2 separate regions of the Homo sapiens genome follow, and region 1 is linked to region 2. Evidence: chromatin contacts called from ENCODE Hi-C data. All regions are on one chromosome and are shown on one strand. Each heading gives the region's core, a stretch centred on a gene start or an enhancer-like site at or near the end of the contact. The rest is flanking DNA. Distances are from core to core; before and after follow the strand shown. Region 1 overlaps LOC105375988 (a long non-coding RNA gene). Region 2 holds the start of RPS6 (ribosomal protein S6).

Region 1 (4,317 bases), core at 740-3,239, 110 kb before region 2:
TGTATGGCAGACACATCTGAATGTGTGTTTCAAGCTAAGGAATCCGGCATGGCCAACCTGGAGATTCATACCTTATCAGTGATGAACATCCGAGCCCCCCACCCATCCCATGGAATGCGGGCCATACAAGGGATTGAGGCCCTGAGTTTTGGGCTAAACAAAGGTTGCCAGGTGGAGGTCATTAAGGGGAGGGTGTTAGGTGAAAACGCTATTTAAACTGCACACTGTTTGCAAGCAGTTACGGTTTTCCTGCCCAGCCTGCTGCCACTGGACTGTTTGTAAGGTGGCTATCTTGTCCAGCACACCACCACTGGACTCTCTCCCCTGTATGTGAGCCCCTAATAAAACCCCCACATTGGCCGGGCATGGTGGCTCATGCCTGTAATCTCAGTACTTTGAGAGGCCAAGGCAGGAGGGATCACCGGAGGTCAGGAGTTCAAGACCAGCCTGGCCAGCATGGTAAAACCCTGTCTCTACTAAAAATACAAAAATTAGCTGGGTGTGGTGGCACGTGCCTGTAATCCCAGCTACTTGGGAGACTGAGGCAGGAGAATCGCTTGAACCCAGGAGGCGGAGGTTGCAGTGAGCCAAGACCACACCACTGCACTCCAGCCTGGGTGACAGAGAAAGACTCCATCTCCAAAAAAAACACCATGTCTCCTTTGCTGGCTCTGAGTCTCTTCTTCAGCCTCCTGAACCTAGTGCCTTCCCTATTGAGGTTAATAGGGGTTTGGCACAACACAAGGCCAGGCCACTTCTGCCCTGACCCCCTGGATTTGATCTAGTTTTTTTTCCTGGGGCCACTGCTGACTTCTTCCCCACAAAGGATGCCCAGGTGGCTGCAGGACTTCCTGAGCCCACTTTACCATCCTGATGACTTGAGTCTTTTCTGAACTGAGCCATTTTGTCTGGGGTCTTGGATCTAAGATGTGTCTAAGATCTTGTGCCATCTCCTTAAGGAGAAAGGGTTCACTCCGGGACAAGAGTAGGGTTACACTAGGAGGGTTCCAAACCAAATGAACTCCTGAGACCACTGCAGAGTGGCTCCTCAACCAGGAGGTTCAGAGAACTTCCTTCCCTGTGAGCCTCAGGAGAAGAAATTGTCAGGAGTTATCGCTCACTTGTGACAGAACAGGTGCTGTCTGACAGGAAGAAGATAAATTGAAACCCGTGTGTGCAACTGAGAGAGTATGAGTGAGTTCATGCAGGAAAGACAGCACTAGACCAGGAAAAATACTCCTCAGAAAATCCATTACATCCACAAGCATGTGGGCCAAGTCAAGGGGTGTCTATTGAAAGAAAGGAAACTGTTCTTGTTTTAAGGCAACATTAAATCCAAAGATCCTGGGCTGTTCAGACAGGGAGTTAAGGGGGACTCCTTCCTGCATCTCCATGTTGAATGGGGCAGAGGGAATGGGAATATGGTTACTGAGCTGCCAAAATAGAACCATCTTCCCTCCTCATCGGAACTTTGCCTGACAACCTTCTCCGCTCGGGTTCTTTACTCCGCTTTTTCTGTTGGGGTTGCGAAAGGGAGAATCATAATCTTCCTATCAGCTGCTTTGACATCTGCCGTAGTTTGGCAGGAACTAATCTAATGACGAGAGACTGACTCAGATTCTTTCTGGGAAGAGGCATTTTGGGGACAAGAAAGCAAAAGAGGATATGTGCGAGCAAAGCCCCAGAAGTCGGCAGCGAGAACAGGCTTCCCAGACAGCCACCTCCCACAGTCACTGGGCATTGCCAGGTGGCCAGGCTGTGGGGTGGGGGCAGTCCCCTCAGCCACGCTGAAAGCAGGTGGGCGTCCAGCCAACACCGCTGCTACACCCCAGGCCGCCTTCCTGAGCACCAGTTGCCGAGGCAACCGGGGTACTTTGCAAATATCTTTTTTAGATGTGACTTCCAGAAAAAAAGGGCAAGGTGACAAGAGGGATGGAAGGAACAGAGAGATACCAGGCTGACGCTTGACACTGAAAATGCAGCCAGAAGTTCTTGGTGCTGCTGCCCTCTACAGGCAAAATCGTAGATTACGACGCTCACCCACCAAAAATGCCCTGAAAATGAAATGTCTCACTTTCCCACCAAGTAGCCTGGGAGTAACAAAACAGGAGCAGGGATAGGGAAGGCCCAGGGGTCCAGCTACAGCCATGGTATCACCAGAAAGGGAAGAGACAATTTGAGAAACACTAGGTCAAAAGTCAAATGTTGCCAGTTCTGGAAATTGCTTGGTAATAATGTGATTGTACATACAAATGCAAAAGCAGGCACTGAAATCTACATGCTGCAGTTGGCTTGGAGACCGTCATCTATGCCATTCATGCACTGCCAGTTTTGTGGGGAACCTGGTGGTAAACCACTGGTAGACCACCTGCTTCTGGCTGGGAATTTTGTATGTAGCAGAGCAGCTCCCTCGCCGTCCTCTATTGTAAGTCAGCACTTCTTGATACAAGGGTTTGTAAAAAGAAAAAAAAAAATGAAGGAAACAAAGATAATCTATAATCCACAATCGGGGTGAATCTTTTCTATTTTGACAATGAAATCACAATTATAACAATGTTATAAGGAATTCTCATGCCCTCAAGAACGTGCTGGGTATCCTCTGTGTAAAGCAAGGATACAATTTAATCTTTGCTTATAAAAATGCTCCAGCTTCCATGACTCAGGTACACTGCAGACCGCCACCAGGAGTAGCAGCACCTGGGAATGCATACACAAATTCCCAGGCCCCACATCAGACCTGCAGACCCTGAAACTCTGGGGGTGGAGCCCAGAAATCCGTGCTTTGACAAGCCCTCCAGGTGATTCTGATGTCCACTAAAATTTGAGAACTAATGATTTATGTAACAATTATTCATTTGAAACTCCAAATATTACTCATTTCAACACACTCATTCATTTCAGGCAGTGACTGAGAGAAGAAATGAGTTGAGATAAAGGCAAGGTGTGCAGAAGAAGCAAAGCCTATCCCCTCCCTGCCTGGGCAGGTATCACAATCTTAGAATCTCAGGATATCACAAATTCCCCTCTCTACCATTGAGGGAAAGGTGATTCCCTCTGCTCCTGGCCAGACCTTCAAGCTCAAAATGAGCTTCTAGTAATACAGGTGATCTAGGGATTAAGAGAAATAGGTTGTTTGGCAGGAGGTGCAGGACAAAGGAGGTTATTGCCAATTGAGCACTGATGCCAGAACTCTCAGAAGGACCCTGTTATGCAAGTAGAAGTACCCCATTAACAGACGCAGGAACTGAGCCCTTAGGGAAGTCAAATGACTTGCCCAAAGTCATCTCACTACTTAGAAGAAATGAGATTAGGACTAAGGCCCATGTGACAAAGAAGACCATGTCTTTCTTCTAAATTCTACTGGGCCACTCTTAGCACTGTCTAAAAGAACTGTGATAGAAATGTCCTTTGTCTGTAGCCACTAGCCACTCGTGACTATTGAACACTTGAAATGTTGCAGGTGACCAGGTGCTGTGGCTCACACCTGTAATTCCAACAGTTTGGGAGACTGAGGTGAGAGAATTGCTTGAGGCCAGGGATTTGAGACCAGCCTGGGCAACACTGTGAAAACTTGAAACAAAAAAAAAAAAAAAAAATTGGCCAGGTGTGGTGTCTCATGCTTATAATCCCAGCACTTTGGGAGGCCAAGATGGGCGGATCTCTTGAGCTCAGTTGTTCAAGACCAGCCTGGGCAACATGGTGAAAACCTATCTCTACAAGATACCAAAAAAAAAAAAAATTACATTAGCTGGGCATGGTGGTGCATGCCCATAGTCCAACTACTGGAGAGGCTGAGGTGGGAGGATCGCTTGAGCCTGGGAGACGGAGGTTATAGTGAGCCGAAATCACAACACTGCACTCCAGACTGGTTGACAGAGTGACAGTGAGACCCTATCTAAAAAAAAAAAAAAAAAAAAAAAAAAAAATTTAAATTCACCAGGTATGGTGGTGCCTACCTGTAGTCCCGATTACTCAGGAGGCTGAGGCAGGAGGATCACCTGAGCATAGGAGTTTGAAGCTGCACTGAGCTATGATACCACTGTACTCCAGCCTGAGTGACAGAGCAAGATCCTGTCTCAAAAAAAAAACAAAAAACAAAAAAACCACACACACACAAAGGAGAAGAAAGGAATAAAGGAAGGTTGCAGATGTGGTGTAACTGAGAAACTAAATCTTTCATTTATTTTAAATTACTTTAAAGTAGTCACATGGGGTTAGTGACTATTCTATTGCAGAGTGGAGGATCATATAGTTTTGTGTAACAATGCCTCAAGAGTGGAAATCTTCACCCAAAATAATCCTCAGGGGGAAAAAAAC
Region 2 (4,077 bases), core at 1,212-3,711:
AGGGTCTGTCTCTAAGAGATATTTGCACACCCATGTTCATATCAGCATTATTTACAACAGCCAAGAGGTGGAAACAACCAAAATGTCCATTGACAGACGAATGGTTAAACAAAATGTAGTATATACATGCAACAGAGTATTATTCAGCCTTAAAAGAGAAGGAAATCCTGTCACATGCTATAACATGGATGAACCTTGAGAACATTATGTTAAATGACATAAGCCAGTCACAAAAAGACAACTACTACTGTTTGATTCCATTTATATGAGATGCTTAGTGAAAATCATAGAGACAGAAAGTAGAATGGTTACCAAAAGCCGTGGGTAGGGGGAAAGGAGTTGTTTAATGAGTATGAAGTTCCCATTTCGCAAGATGAAAAAGTTCTGGAGATCTATTTTACAACAATGTTAATATATTTAACATTACAGAAGTGTACACTTCAAAATGGTTAAGATGATACATTTTGTGTTATATGTTTTTTACCCACAATTAAAAACGCATTAAAATTTTTTTTTAAATGAGACAGGGTGACACTATGTTTGCCCAGGCTGATCTCAAACTCCTGGCCTCAAGAGATCCTCCCATCTCAGCGTCCTAAAGCGTCTGGATTACTGGTGTGAGCCACTGCATTTGGCCACCCTAAAATATTTTTAAAAGGAAAAACAAACAAAAAAAACTAGCCCATAGTTCTAGACTTTCTCTTTGCCTCACATTAATTTACTCCCACTACTTCAATAAAAATAACAGGGGGAGCTAAGAGCTTGTACAGACTTTTCTCTAAAGAAGATATACAAATGGCCAACAAACACATTAAAACATGCTCAACATCATTAGTCATTAGGGAAATGCAAATCAAAACCACAATGAGTCTCAGCTACTCCAGAGGCTGAGACAGGAGGATGCTGGAGGCCAAGAGTTCCAGACCAACAGGATCTCACTTTGAGCAACAAAGCGAGACCCTGTCCCTACAATAAATTTTTAAAAAATTAAAAAAATAACAAGTGTTGGCCATGATTTTGATAAAGTGCGGTCCTCATACATTGCCGGTGGGAATGTAAAATGGTTCAGCTGCTTTGGAATACAGTTTCAGTTTCTCCCTGAGTTGAGAATAGAACTACTATATGACCCAGCAATTTCACTCTTAGGTATATACCTAAAATAATTTAAAACAAGTACTCAAACATAGAAGAACTATTTACAGTAGTTAAAAGGCAGAAACAACCCAAATGTCTATTTATGGAGGAATGGATAAACAAACTGCAGTCTATATCTACACTAGAATATTGAGCCATAAAAGCAGTGAAGTACTGATACATGCTACGACTCAAAAGATTAGAAGACAGATACAAAAGGTCAATATTGTATGATTCCATTTTTATGAAGTAGGTACATCCACTGAGACAGAACACAGATTGGTGGTTGCCAGGCCTGGTCGAAATGGGGAAGGGGCAGCAACTGCTTTAACAGGGTACAGGGTTTTCTTTTAGGATGATGAAAATGTTTTGGAACTGTATCGATAGAGATGGTGGTTGTACAGCATTGTGAATGTACTAAATGCCACTGAATTGTTCACTTTAAAATGACTAGTTATGTCAATTTCACCTCAACAAAAAAATGACACACAGTACTCAGATTTTAAAAAGCATCATTTCACCAAGATTCCATGAATTAATGTGAGATGATCAAAGAGGATTCAGTAGAATCGTTCAACTTCGAATGTAAAACAGTCCTAAACTCAAACCTTTGTGACACTAAAGTGGGGAGATGGTATGTGATAGTTTTAGATAGTAAAAATTATTCTTGTTTACTTGGTCTCGAACTCGAACTTTTTTGAGGCGGAGTCTCTCTCTGTCGCCTGGGCTGCAGTGCAGTGGTGCGATCTGGACTCATTGCAACCTCCGCCTCTTGGGCTCAAGCGATTGTCGTGCCTCAGCCTCCCTAGTAACTGGGACTACAGTCGCCCCCCACCACGCCTGGCTATTTTACCTATTTTTGGCTATTTTACCTATTTTTATTAGAGACGGAGTTTCGCCATGTTGGCCAGGCTGGTCTCGAACTCCTGACCTAAGATGATCCGCCCGCCTCGGCCTCCCAAAGTGCTGGGATTACAGGCGTGAGCCACCGCGCCCGGCCTTGCCCTCCTATTTTGGTACCGTCAGATGCAAAGTGCCTGGGACAGAAGTGGGGCTCCGCTGGCGCCCAGCTCCAAAACCCAGGCAGCGTGGAAAAGACTAGACAGGGAAGGGGTTAGCCCTCAGAATTACACGCGGGTTTGCCTTACCAGACTACCACCACTGGCACAACCTCAGACCCACACCCAACCGACTTTACCTCCCAGGCCCTGATTAATCTCGCCCGGAAGTACCGCCCACCCATGCTCACTTCCGCTATCCCGTACTTCTGCTCATCTCGCGAGAACTGAAAGCGCCTATGTGACCTGCGCTAAGCGGAAGTTGGCCCTCTTTTCCGTGGCGCCTCGGAGGCGTTCAGCTGCTTCAAGATGAAGGTAGGTGATGGTGGCGAGTGTTAGACTGGGTTTGGGGAACGTGAATCGAGTCCCAGAACGCGGCATTGCCTCAGTTCCAGCACTCCAGGATCCTGGCTTTAGGTGGAGAAGGGTCTCAAGTAGGAGAAGGCTCGCCTTTCTGGGGCATGGAGCTTTTTGGCCGAACGGATGGCAGGCGATTGCGGCTGGAGCCGCGGCGGGCCGGGAGCGCCATGGTGGCGTCCCCGCGCCCAGCCGGGACGGATGCGGCGTGTTGCCCAGTTTGCGGCAGGCCTGTGGTGCGGCTCTTGACCCCGGCTTTCTTGCTTCGGGAGGGTGAACGGCTGCGGAGTGCCCTCGCCCCCAGAGTCATTCCGCGGGGCTTGAGGGGAAAACGTCCTGCTGAGTGCGGCGCTTCTTGACTGCTACTCTGCTTTCACGTGCTTTTAGTGAGTACAGTCGGCATCTTATATTTCCTGCTTGTGTGGAGGCAACATGAAAGGCTTTTTGCAGTGGAATTAACTTTGTAGATGGCTCTACAATTACCTGTATAGATAGTTTCGTAAACTATTTCCCCCCTTTTAATCCTTAGCTGAACATCTCCTTCCCAGCCACTGGCTGCCAGAAACTCATTGAAGTGGACGATGAACGCAAACTTCGTACTTTCTATGAGAAGCGTATGGCCACAGAAGTTGCTGCTGACGCTCTGGGTGAAGAATGGAAGGTAAAAGTTGACAAATTGTTGCAGGTATTTAAGTCAGAGACGGTAAACGCCATTGGTAACTGGTATTTGGAATGGGGTTCAGACTCCGGGTTCTGGCTTCTGACCTTTGGTAAGTTGCTTCCGAATGCCACTTTATAAAGTTAGAGGTATTACCTTGGAGGGGGGGACGTAGAGTAAGCCATAAAATATACGTAAAGTTTACATCAACATAATTCTTGCCCTGCATCATGCATTTGGCAATATGTCACATAGCTGTCCTCATAATCCCCAAAGTGCCAAAAAGGGTTGTATCTGATTTGTTTGTTGCTGTTTGATATTTTATCTTCTTAGTGCTGTTATCTCTAATAAAACATCGGTTAGAAATGCGACTTGAAAGACATTTGATAATTGAACTTGACAAGTTGGGAATATAGACAAAACTCACTGAACAGAGAAAACGTGCTTAAGTTCAAATTGGTTTTCATAATTATACTTTCTCATATAGGTGTGTTCACAGAGGTCACAATCCTGTACTGTATAATTTTGGAATAGAAATAGTAAATGTGTCATTCATTGTATGCTCTTGCAGGGTTATGTGGTCCGAATCAGTGGTGGGAACGACAAACAAGGTTTCCCCATGAAGCAGGGTGTCTTGACCCATGGCCGTGTCCGCCTGCTACTGAGTAAGGGGCATTCCTGTTACAGACCAAGGAGAACTGGAGAAAGAAAGAGAAAATCAGTTCGTGGTTGCATTGTGGATGCAAATCTGAGCGTTCTCAACTTGGTTATTGTAAAAAAAGGTGAGGGTTACTTGTGTTCAATTTTCGTTGAAATTGATTTAAAGCCAGTTGTCCAAATGCTTATTCATTTGCAGTATCCAGACTTACA

What was found. A loop is a pair of places that touch in the nucleus more often than their neighbours do. Pooled maps may share reads with other maps.
Region 1: a loop to region 2 is called in a pooled map, with 2.3 times the contacts of the local background. The contact joins the enhancer-like site here to the promoter of RPS6 in region 2. A Hi-C loop is called at or near these places in 1 of 50 pooled maps.

Annotation. Positions count from the first base shown.
Region 1 is chr9:19,490,968-19,495,284 of GRCh38, reverse strand. The region is part of intron 4 of LOC105375988 (a long non-coding RNA gene); the gene reads right to left. Among named protein-coding and RNA genes, the nearest start is that of MAP1LC3BP1, 30 kb to the right of the region's middle. RefSeq lists an enhancer at 1,779-2,302. Within about 2 kb of position 1,989, at least 13 of the 41 ENCODE cell types and tissues checked have a DNase peak (open chromatin) inside an H3K27ac peak, as active enhancers do.
Region 2 is chr9:19,378,620-19,382,696 of GRCh38, reverse strand. RPS6 (ribosomal protein S6) reads left to right here and starts at 2,461. Exons shown (of 6, transcript NM_001010.3): 1 at 2,461-2,507; 2 at 3,079-3,210; 3 at 3,779-3,989. The coding sequence starts at 2,502. RefSeq lists an enhancer at 1,947-3,146.